Linked DNA regions of Homo sapiens: region 1 is linked to region 2. Evidence: chromatin contacts called from ENCODE Hi-C data. All regions are on one chromosome and are shown on one strand. Each heading gives the region's core, a stretch centred on a gene start or an enhancer-like site at or near the end of the contact. The rest is flanking DNA. Distances are from core to core; before and after follow the strand shown.

The links. Hi-C counts contacts between places; a loop is a spot of excess contacts on that map. Pooled maps may share reads with other maps.
Region 1: a map of naive thymus-derived CD4-positive, alpha-beta T cell shows a loop between it and region 2 (9-fold over the local background). The contact joins the promoter of MRPL55 here to the promoter of AIDA in region 2. A Hi-C loop is called at or near these places in 2 of 168 maps with a recorded cell type or tissue (naive thymus-derived CD4-positive, alpha-beta T cell and vagina) and 3 of 50 pooled maps.

What each region holds. Positions count from the first base shown.
Region 1 is chr1:228,107,979-228,113,857 of GRCh38, reverse strand. MRPL55 (mitochondrial ribosomal protein L55) reads left to right here and starts at 4,559. Exons shown (of 5, transcript NM_181463.3): 1 at 4,559-4,709; 2 at 4,837-4,903; 3 at 5,540-5,623. The coding sequence starts at 5,598. RefSeq lists a silencer at 4,114-4,203 and enhancers at 4,474-4,643, 4,912-5,625, 5,626-5,879.
Region 2 is chr1:222,709,464-222,715,021 of GRCh38, reverse strand. It overlaps AIDA (axin interactor, dorsalization associated), which reads left to right and starts at 2,531. Exons shown (of 10, transcript NM_022831.4): 1 at 2,531-2,814. The coding sequence starts at 2,705. BROX (BRO1 domain and CAAX motif containing) reads right to left here and starts at 2,458. Exons shown (of 13, transcript NM_144695.4): 1 at 2,080-2,458. RefSeq lists enhancers at 1,261-1,480, 1,849-2,763 and a silencer at 2,431-2,650.

The DNA of each region.
Region 1 (5,879 bases), core at 3,310-5,809, 5.4 Mb before region 2:
TATAATGAGACTCTTATCTTTGAATATTTTTTTCCTTGTTTATGCCTCTATGAATAATAGAAATGAAAAGGGGTTCTATTATGTTCAGTTATAAGGTATACTTTTATTTGTGAAGGATTTTGTAGCCAGCCTTATACATGAATAAACTTATACTTTGATAAAGACAAGACGAAGGCCCAATGTAGGTGAAAAACTTTAATTGTACATATATTTCCTCATAATCAGTAAAAACTCCTCTTAACCCACATCATGGGTTAAAGAGAACATTGTCAGGGGGCCTTCACTTTTCTAAAAGGACATCATTTGTTAGGTCCTTTTTCCATCGTTTAGAATAAAATAGGCAATAACTAGAAATATATCCCTCATAATAGGCTTTCTAGCAGATTCTACTGTAAAGACTATCGTTACACAACAGACTTTAAATTCTCTTGTGAAAGTTATGCTAAATAATAGAATTAGTTAAATAGAAAAGTACCTGTGCAGCTGCTGGCAGCTGTGGCCTATGGAGGAATACATTAAATGTAGATTATAAAAATTCAGTTGTAGAAGATTAATGAAAAGATCACTTAGTCAAGCAAGTAGACCCTTCATCTCACTCATTCTTTAATCTATTTAATTTTAGGTGGTTTGGTTTATGGGGACCCTGGGTAAGGAGCATACTCCAAACTCTTGGTATTATGCTCCCAATAGGCATAATAATAGTCTCCCTGGTGCACTGTATTCTCTCAAAGATTTTAAATGATTGCACACAGCTATCTCTAGAACGTCAAATGGTCTCTCTTCAACTGGAATGAAAGAGCTGAAAGAAATATGTGACCATGAGGATACCATAACCTATGAACGATGTGCTGACACCAGAAACACAAAATGATGGTAACAGAGAGTGGTGCTAAGGCCCCAAGTTTTGGTCACACTCTCACCTAAGTAAGAACCTGACCAAAAAGGGGGAATTTTTTAAAAAACACAATTATGGGAGGCCATTGTTTTGGACTAAGCTCATGCACTAGGTCCCAACAGGACAAACCAAACTAAAATGGAGTCACTCATGCTAAATGTGACATAATCAAACTAAGGATACATATAAATCCTAGAACAGACCAGGTTTTTTCTCCTGTAAACAGGATGTTCCAGCATAAAGAGGTACCCTCTACTCAGTCTTTGTTCCTACCTTTGGAAAACTCATTGTTCTACTGTTTCCCACTGGATTTCAGGAGCAAATAAGTACATTTACTATGGTGATAGTGACAACAACTAAAGTTTTGGTCAATCTCTCAAAATTGAGAAAATGACCAAAAGAGGGTAGTTGCTGAAGCAAACTAAATATGGCCTGAGAAGGACTTCATATTTTTATATTTGAGTCCTTGTGGATGAACTGCAACCTAGCTTAATAGGTAGATAGATTGAAAACCTAACAGGAGTATGCAACTGTAACAATAGCTGCGTCTTGGCCAATCCCAGAGGCTGCACTTCAACTATTCATATACTGCTGAGCGTTCAAACTGTGTTCAAATACGGCAAACACCAACCTGAAACCAATCCAGCTGTTTTGTACTTTACTTTCAATTTCTGTACATCATTTACCTTTTTTTGTCTACGAATCTTCCACCACGTGGCTGTGCTGGAGTCTCTGTGAATCTGCTGTGATTCTGGGGGCTGCGTGATTCGTGAATCATTCATTGCTCAATTAAACTTTAAATTTAATTCGGCTGAAGTTTTTATCAAGTGTAAACCAAAAATAAAAAATAAATTTATAAGGCTCCCCAGCCATCTAAATGGACTTCCTCCTCGGCCAGGGAACTCTTAAAAAAAATTTTTTTTTTTTGACGGAGTCTTGCTCTGTCACCCAGGCTGGAGTGCAGTGGTGCGATCTCTGCTCACTGCAACCTCTGCCTCCCAGGTTCAAGTGATTCTCCTGCCTCAGCCTCCTGAGTAGCTGGGATTACAGGTGCGCACCACCATGCCTGGCTAATTTTTGTATATTTTTTAGTGGAGACCGGGTTTCACCATGTTGGCCAGGCTGGTCTCGAACTCCTGACCTGAAGTGATTCGCCCACCTCTGCCTCCCAAAGTGTTGGGATTACAGGTGTCAGCCACTGTGCCTGGCCTGGAACTCTTAAAATTTAACCTCAAAGACTGGTTCAGGCCATAAGAAGTGGGGGTCAGACATGCCTCATTATACCTCTCTGGCATTAACATCAACATAGACTTTAAGTCCGATAAACATTTTACAACCTATTCTCTCTGAAGCCTAATACCTGAAGGCTTCATCTGCAAATAAGAACTTTGGTCTCCACAATCATATATATATATATTTTTTTTTCTTTCCTTTTTTTTTTTTTTTAGATGGAGTCTCACTCTATTGCCTAAGCTGGAGTGCAGTGGCGCAATCTCGGCTCACTTCAACCTCCGCCTCCTGGGCTGAAGTGATTCTTCTGCCTCAGCCTCCTGAGTAACTGGGATTACAGGCACACACCACCACGCCCAGCTAATTTTTGTATTTTTAGTAGAGAGGAGGTTTCACCATGTTGGTCAGGCTGGTCTCGAACTCCTGACCTCGTGATCCGCCTGCCTTAGCCTCCCAAAGTGCTGGGATTACAGGTGTGAGCCACTGCACCCCACCCACAATCTTTTATCTTAACCCAGACATTCCTTTCTGTTAATCCCAGGTCTTCAGGTAAATTCAACCAATTGTCAAACAGAAAATTTTTCAATCTACCTATAAGCTGGAAGCCAGCACCCTTGACCCCTGCTTCGAGTTGTCCTGCCTTTCTGAACCAAACCAATGTAGGTTTTAAATGTATTTGATTGATGTCTCATGCCTCCCTAAAATGTATAAAACCAAGCTGCACCCCAACCACCTTGGGAACATGTTCTCAGGACCTCTGTCCTGAGGGCTGTGTCACAGGCCATGGTTACTCATATTTGGCTCAGAATATATCTCTTAAAATATTTTACAAAGTTTGACTCTTTTCATCAACAGCAGCAAGCCACCAGCATTCCCAGTGAGGGAAGGGTAAAGGGAACTTTTTATCAGTGAAAAGGGAACTTTTATCAGCGAAAAGGGAGCGGTTCACAGAAGCTGCTTAGAAAGAGTTCATTGGTTCCAGGGGCCCAACGCCAAAGCTCAAAGTTGTCCTCAGTTCATTGGTGGCGCTGCCATTACTGGGCAAGTGTTTATTCCGAGCATCTTAACTGAATTACTGCAGTCCTAAAGATGGTCTAAATTTTGTCAAAGTAGGAGACCCGTGAATGACACAAAAGGGTTTCTTGTGGGGTTTTTAGAAAGTCCTTGCGAATAATTCTTATCTCAGACACTAAGCCTGAGCCTCCTGTTCTTCCCAGCCCTGTTTGTCTGGGCCTGACAAAGTGATTTCACTCCTTATTTGTAACTTTCACAAAACAAAGGCCCTGGTCTCATGAACTCATTGCACAAAGTGACCCTGGTTCGCTGAGGCAGATAGGCGATGCTATCTGCCTGCCCTGGTCCAAACATCTCATCTGGAATACTGCAGGCCAGTGGAAATGCCCGGAATAAGCTCTGTTTACAAGGTAATAGCGAGCCTCTCTGGCATTTCAGAAATGCGTGACAGCTGCTTCCTTAGGGCCCTCCCCACTCCATTTTGGTTACGTTGTGACATAAATTACTCCATTTTGCTGTGAACTACAGGGTCATTTCTCAGCCCCCGCCAACCCCGCGGATCCCCCCTCAGCCCCGCTGTATCAGCCTTTCGGATCCTCCTTCAGCCTCTCAGGTCCTCCTCAGCCCGCTGCGTGCCTCTTCAGCCCCCCTTGAACTTCCGTCATCCCCACAGATCCTCCCTCAGCCTCCCTAGATTCCCACCTCAGCGCCCATGGATCCTCCCTCACTGCCCCCTGGGACCTCCCTCAGTTCTGCAGATTCCCCCCTTAGCCTCCTGGGACCTCTCTCACCCCTTCTAGATCCTCTCTCAGCCCCGCAGATCCTTCCGCAGCTCCCCCTGGATCCTCCCTCAGCCCAGCTGGTGCCCACTCAGCCCCGCGGATCCTCCTTCCCTCAGCCCCCGCCCGGGTGCTCCCGCAGTCCCCCTGGGTCCTCCCTCAGCCCAGCTGATGCCCCTTCAGCTCCGAGGATCCTCCCTCAGCCCCCCTGCGTCTTCCCTCAGCCCCCTGCGTCCTCCCTCAGGACCCCTGGGTCCTCCCTCAGCCCTCCGGGACCTCTATCAGCTCTCCTGGATCCTCCCTCAGCCCTGCGGATCCTCCCTCAGCTCCCCACCCCGGGTCCTCCCTCAGCACTCCCCCACTCCGTCCTCCCTCAGACCCGCGGGTCCCCCTCGACCTCGCCGGCCCGCCCTGGTCCTCCCGGTAGGGACGGAGGTCACCTGCTCGCCGGCCCCGCCTGGGTTCTTGTACCGCCACAGCGCCCCCGCAGGCCCCGCCCACCTAGGCTTCGTCCCGCCCCCGAGATTACATCACGCCGCGCCGGCCCCGCCCAACAGGGGCGTATATCTTCGTGTCTCACCGCCCACTCTTGCCTCTCCCTGCCATGGAACACGTCATACCGCGCGACGCAGCGCCTGCCAGTGACGTCGTGGGCTGCAGCGCAGCAGCACCCAACGCAGTGAGTACCTTGATCTCCTGCGTGGCCTCGTCCCTGGTCTTAGTTCCACCGGGCAGCGGGAGTCAGGACCGCCTGTCCTCAGACCCCTCCGCAGCGACTGTGGCGGCCGCAGGTTGGCGCCTCGTGTGGGCCGGGAACAGAGGCGGGAGGCGCTGTACCCTCCCGGTGGAGTCGGGAGGGAGGGAGGCAGGGAAGGGGACAGGGGGCTGCACCTGTGATAAGCCCTTGTCCCCATGCAGTCTAGCAGGAAAGGAGAGGGAGCTTTCCCCGAAGACCCTCCTGGACCAGCCCCAGGCTCCTGTGCTGGTGAGGCCGAGGGAGAGGGATGTGGGCATAGGACACGTAGCAGGATTTCCATTTTAGAGGCAGCCGGACCTGTCTTCAGGTCCCTTCCTTGGTGAGAGACAGGGGTACGCCAGAGGAAGCTGGGCGCTCGGCCTCTGTGCAGCCTCATCTCCTGGAATCTGAGTATTGAAAACTGGGCTTTTACTTCGCACACCTCAGCACAGACTCCCATGGGAATCCAGGTCACAGCAAAGCAGCCCTGGGCCTCCATTCTCCTTTAAGCAAGCATGACAATCCTCACTTCACTGAGTTTTTATTAAAACTAGCAATGACCTTAGAAAGCAAGGCATGACCTCAGCTCCACTTTTGAGGCTGCAGTCCATTCAGAGAGGTTTCGCAGACTCGGTAACGGCCAGAACAGACAGCCTGGGCCCTGCCGCAGGCTGACTCAGAATCTTTGGGAGTAGTGACCAACTTCTGCTTTTGGAAAAACCTCTACAGGCGGTTCTGAGAAGTCCAAGGGTTGCTGGGAGAGGTTGGTGAGTGGCGTGGTGATTACATGTGTCTTGGAAGCATCCTGGGCTGGGATTTGATAAGAAACCATTAGGTGGAAGAACCTTCCTTTTAAAAAAGATCTCTTCATTCTCTGCCTAGCAGGTTGCACGCCAGGGCCTGTACTGACCACCTCCACGTGCCACTGGGGCTGTAAGGAGGAATGGCGGCCGTGGGCAGCCTGCTTGGGTAAGCATGGACTTTTAGGTCCCTGGGGATTACTGTCAGGGGCCACCCCAGGGAACCCCTCTCTTCAGCAGGAAACCGCCATTCTAATCCTCCCTAGTCCTTGCTATTGTCCACTGTCCCCTGTGCTGGAAGCTTTGTGCCCTTGCTCAGCCTGGCAGCCTCTTCCTGGCTAGGGGGCCAGAACGCCTCTGACCACAGCCTGTGGCTCCTGAGGAAGCCCCGAGGCTCATCCTGCCCCGGCACGGGTCACCAGCTC
Region 2 (5,558 bases), core at 1,282-3,781:
ATATTGCTGACAACAGTGGATTGGTTATAGCATGTGTTCTACAATAAAATGTACTTTCCAAAAAATACCTAAAGAATATTTTTAAAATAAAAATGTAATACAATACTTGATCAATAAATTCTATTATAAAATGAAAACATTGGGCTGGGCATGGTGGCTCATGCCTGTAATCTCAGCAGTTTGGAAGGCCGAGGTGGGTGGATCGCTTGAGCTCAGGAATTTGAGACTAGCTTGGGCAACATGGTGAGACCCGGTCTCTACAAAAATCAGCCGGGGATGGTAGCCACGCCTGTGGTTCTAGCTACTGGGAAGACTGAGGAGGGAGGATCCCCTGAGTCCAGGAGACGTAGGCTGCAGTGAGCCCTGATCTCCCCATGGCACTCCAGCCTGGGCGACAGGGCAAGATCCTATCTCAAAAAAGGAAAAAGGAAAAAAAAAACAAAAAACAAAAACTTGGAACACCACCTAAGTGAGATGCCAACTTAAAAAAAAAATTAAGTTCCATGCCTTCTACTTAAAAAAAAAAAAACGCGCGGTGGCTCACGCCTGTAATCCCAGCACTTTGGGAGGCCGAGGCGGGCAGATCACAAGGTCAGGAGATCGAGACCATCCTGGCTAACACGGTGACTCTACTAAAAGTACAAAAAAAAAATTAGCCGGGCATGGTGGCGGTCGCCTGTAGTCCCAGCTACTTGGGAGGCTGAGGCAGGAGAACCCAGGAGGCGGAGCTTGCAGTGAGCCGAGATGGCACCACTGCACTCCAGCCTGGGCGACAGAGGGAGACTCCGTCTCAAAAAAAAAAAAAAAAAAAAGCAGCATGTCTTGTCTAAATGTCCTTGGGTAGGTAGTGCAGCAGATAATAAGGAGAAAGCCCAGGCGAAGACCTAAACATGGCAATTAGATTCCAGGAAGTAACTGAGAAAAAATTCTGATAAGGTTCATTTAATTTGAAGGCACTAAAAAATTCTGACAATCGACTTTTCCTAGTATTAGAAAATAATGGTGGCTGTACAGTGTATGAAATGCCTACATTAAGTGCTTCCTTTATGCTATTTATTCATGACAAAGCTGGTTTTGAGGAGCACCACATACTTAATGAATAGAGAATACAGTGTGTACCCAACGAAAAACTGAGCAGGTTTATTTAGGACTCAAAACATTTAACGAGTTATTTCAGAAAATATCATCTTCTACACATCTTCCATATAAATTCCGATAGCCTAATACAGCATCTATGTGCCTACAAATAATATCACACTCAGCACTTGAGGCTGCGAAATCTTCCACAAATACTTCTTTTAATGCGGCCTCCTACTTCCTGGATGAAAATGTCTGAAGTTTTGCGAATCTTTACTTCAGGAAAGAAGAGGGTTTCTGCCCCTGCCCCATCTTCTCCCCTTCTGCGACCCGGCGGTCTTCAGTTTTCGGGAGTTCCTAGGGTGGGATAGAAGAACGACACACCCACCCGCAGGGACAAGGGTGCCTTTAGAGCCACCAATACAACATTCGGATCGAAGCTGTAAGCTAACACACTTCCACAAGAGGACTCCCGCTCCTAACAAGGGACCCCCACCCCGGAAGCCCCGAGTCCCCAGAGGAACCTACCTGAGCGCCGCCCCCGAGCTCTGAGCGCCCACTTCCTGTTTACCACCCAGCCTCTTCCTCCCGTGCCCAGTCCCGTTCGAGGCAGCGGGCGGCGACCGTGCGCACGCGCCAACACTTGAGTTCCCCTCTTTCCAAACAGGCATTTTTGTGGAAAGCCGATACTGTCAACCCGGGAGAGGTGGCCAGACAACGGCCGAACGAACCCCAGTTTAGCTTGTATTATAAGCTCTCCAATGACCAATGGAGATGCGGGGCAAGGGGATTCAGCGGATCTAGCTGTTAATGCCACTGATTTGTGGTGACCAATATGGATTTTCTTTCTGTCGTTTGTTTCAAGGCACTAGAAGGAGACTTTTGGTCCACTGTCCAGGGGTCTATGGAGACTAATGTAAAAGGGGGTGATCCTATTGCTTGAGACTCCGGGGAAGTAGCGGGGGATATTACTGAGAAACACCCATCCTCTGACATACTTACCAAATTTCTCAGAGTCGGTTCAGCAGTTCTTCTAAGGGAAGAAGGGCAATATATCGGAGTCCACAAGCGAGAAAAAGAGGGAGTCGGAGAACCGAGACTACAGAACCAGGGTGACGGAAAACCAGGACGGCGCCAAGCCGGAGTCACGTGACCCGGCGGCCATGATAGCTACCGAGGCGGTAGTGCGCGCAGCTCAGGGGCGGGTATTGCCGCGGCGTTGCAGTCCCCTCAAAACGCTTCGTTCATCATCCCTTTCTAACTTCTCCCTCGGCCTTCCTTTTGAGCTATGGTCTTTTTCCCAGACAGGAAGAGAAGAGTTGCCCCTACCTCCGGAGCCGAGGGAGAATGCCGCAATAGCGATGGCGGCCCTCGGCGCAGTGGGGCGGCCTCAACCTAACCCGGGGCGGGGCCTCGGGGGCGGGGTCTCGGCGGGGCGGTCGCTTTGGAGCCGCAAAGTTTGGCTGTGGCGGCAAATGGGCTTGGGCGGCTCCTCGGCGGGTGGCGGTGGTGGCCGTAGCGGTTCCTCCTGGCCCTGTTAATGTCGGGGCCAGGCCGGGGGAGGATGGCGCCCTAGAACCCGGCCTTGCTGGGGTAGGGGCGGGAGGGGACGGGGTGGGGACCGGCCATGTCGGAGGTGACCCGGAGTCTGCTGCAGCGCTGGGGCGCCAGTTTTAGGAGAGGCGCCGACTTCGACTCTTGGGGCCAGCTGGTGGAGGCGATAGACGAGTATCAGATGTGAGTGACTAACCGCGGGAGCAGGCCAGACCGGCTCCAGTCGTGCGCCTCTCCCTTGTTTCTGTCGGTGTCTCTCATCACCGTATCTGCAGCCAAGGCTTCTCAGGGTGGGGCTCCGCAGGCACTGGGGCTGAGATCCCTCGCCACCAGCCCCAGCGAGGCTGCTCTAGGGACAACGGCTCCGCTCTCTGGGGTGACTCGCCTTCTTCCCTCTCCGCCTCCGCAGGGACAGTTCCATTCAACAGGTAGCCCTTCTTTCCTGGGGCGCAGGCCCCAGCAGGCTATCTGCTTAGTTCCTTTCCACCGTCTCGCGGGTCCCCCACTTGGCAGTCAGTTTCCTTTCCTCCTCCTCTCCCAGGTTGCTTTTCCTCGATTTCCTTTTGAAATTCTCTGAGGAATACTTGTGTGTTCTCCGCCCACGTTCCAAGGATGAGTGGCCTTGCTCTGTGTGTGTCTTCCTTCTTCCATGCGTAGGAAAGGAGGGAACTGTTTGCGATTGAGGGGATGGGGGGGAGCCCAGGAAGCAACGAGGGCCAGGGATACCTCTTCTGCCAAAAGAAGGGTCTCCTCTCGCGCTCCTTCTCCACCCCTCTTTCTGGTGAGCCGTGTTTTCAGAATTCCACCTCGATTTCGTTTCGGTTTCTGGGACTGTTATTTGGTAGGCTGTGAGTCCCACCCACCCCCTCGCTCGGTTGCCTTGGGTGGAGTCCGCGCAGGATGTGAACCGAAGAGAGCAAAATGTGAATTAATGGACCACGCACAGGAGCTCCACGCCCTCCTTGGATCCCTCCTCCTTTTCCTGTATATAATGTATAGCCGCAGGGTACAAGTGAGTACCAGTTTCCTTGAGCAACCTAAGACCAATTTCTTGCCCTTTCTGGTTTCCACAGAAAACTTCAGGGTTGTCTTAAAAAATAAAAGACAAGATTTATATACACATAAAACCTTGCTTAGGTTTTTGCACATTTTACTGAACTTAAGAACTGTCTGCCAAAATGCTATTGTTTGCAAACTCGCCATTAATTATTCTCTGTTTAAAGCAAGTTATTGTTTGAGATTTCACTGAGTATGAAACCACGTATGAGTAGAATACCCCCGGCCTCCCCCACCCCCCATCCGCCCCCGACACACAACGATTTCTGGCAAGAATATACGCTTGGTACTTGGAAGATCTAAACTCTTATCGTCTCCCCGCAATAGTTATTTGTTTTTATCTATTAAGATAATTTAAATGTGTAGGTACTGACTTTGAATCGCCTGTAGCTTCAAAAAGCTCTGACAAAAACCCGTGCTCTGAGCCATTTTGCGATGTGTAACAACTACTAGCATTTGTTTTGCACTTTCACATGATTTCATTTGCTCTTGCAATAACCCAGTGAGAATATAATTATTCTCATTTTACGAAATGAGGAAAACTGAAGCTCAGGTTAAACAGATTACTCAGGTCACAAGCTGATACCACTGAAATCTGGGATTTAAAAAAGAAAATCCAAATCCTGTCTCTACTACAGAGTGCTTAAGATGTACTGAGAGAGTAATTCTGTAAGTGAATTAGACAAATGATAAGATTTTCTTTATTACTGGAGAACACACCCTTCCATACTGTAGCCAATTAGTAAGCACCTATGTATACCCATTCTGTATATTAACTAATATTGCATAGTTTGAAATAGAAAGCCATCTCTTACTTGTGAGGTGGTGAGACCTAGCAGCTGTTGACACTGGGCAGCCGACTTCACAATGGAAAGTGAAGAATACCATGTCCAATTGAAATTACAAAGGAAAATTGAATATGCAAGCTGTTTAGTTTGAATTTCTAGGAACATGAAGGTGAGGGTGATAGGCATGTGCAGATCCATTGTTGGACCTCAGTACTAACCATTGAACTTCATGATTCTAGTAGTCCTCAAATTATAAAAACTGCCAGGGTCAAATTTCAGTGAAAACATGTAATGATTGGCTTAAATTCTGTAAACATGTAGGCTACATATAAAATGAGGTCAAGAGTTTAAAATTACCTAATATATCCAGAAATGAATGCAAATTATCTTTTTCATTTGAAATATCTGGGAGGAAAGGCTGCAGCAAAATAGACCAATTGGGGGCCACTATAATGATGTAAACAAGAATTGACAGGATTTAGTTACTGACTGGATGTCGAGGGTGTAGAAGGAGGAAGAGTCTAGGATCGTTGGGATTTCTAATTGGGTAGGCAGCAATCTTATCGCCATACAACACACAGGAGCTGCTTTATGCGAGGGATGTAGGGGGAGAGATAGTGCATATCTGTATTCTCATAATGTAATAATACTGTAGCTTAAACAATTTCATGACTCAACAACTAAGGGTTAGGGATACAAAGATGAATAAAATTTGATTTCTGCCCTCAAAGCACTGAGAAGCCAATGGAAGATTTTAGAGTAACTGGGTGTTGCAATTACGGAAGTATGAAAAGAGTAAGTGCTCCCACATTCCTTGCTATTTCCTGGAACATAGTTCTGCCTTAGGGCTCTCGTATTTTTTTTCTGGGGCACTTTTCCCCCCATTATCTGTTTGGGTCACTTTGTCACCTCCTTCAGGTCTTTGTTCAAATATCCTCAGTGAGGCTGTCTCTGGCCACCCTGTTTAAAATTGCAAAGTCTCTTGTCCAACCCCACTGCCTCTATCTCAGTTTCACACCTCCTGCTCCCCATCCTGCTTCATTTTTTTCATTTTTTTCCATGGTACTTACCACAATCAAAAAT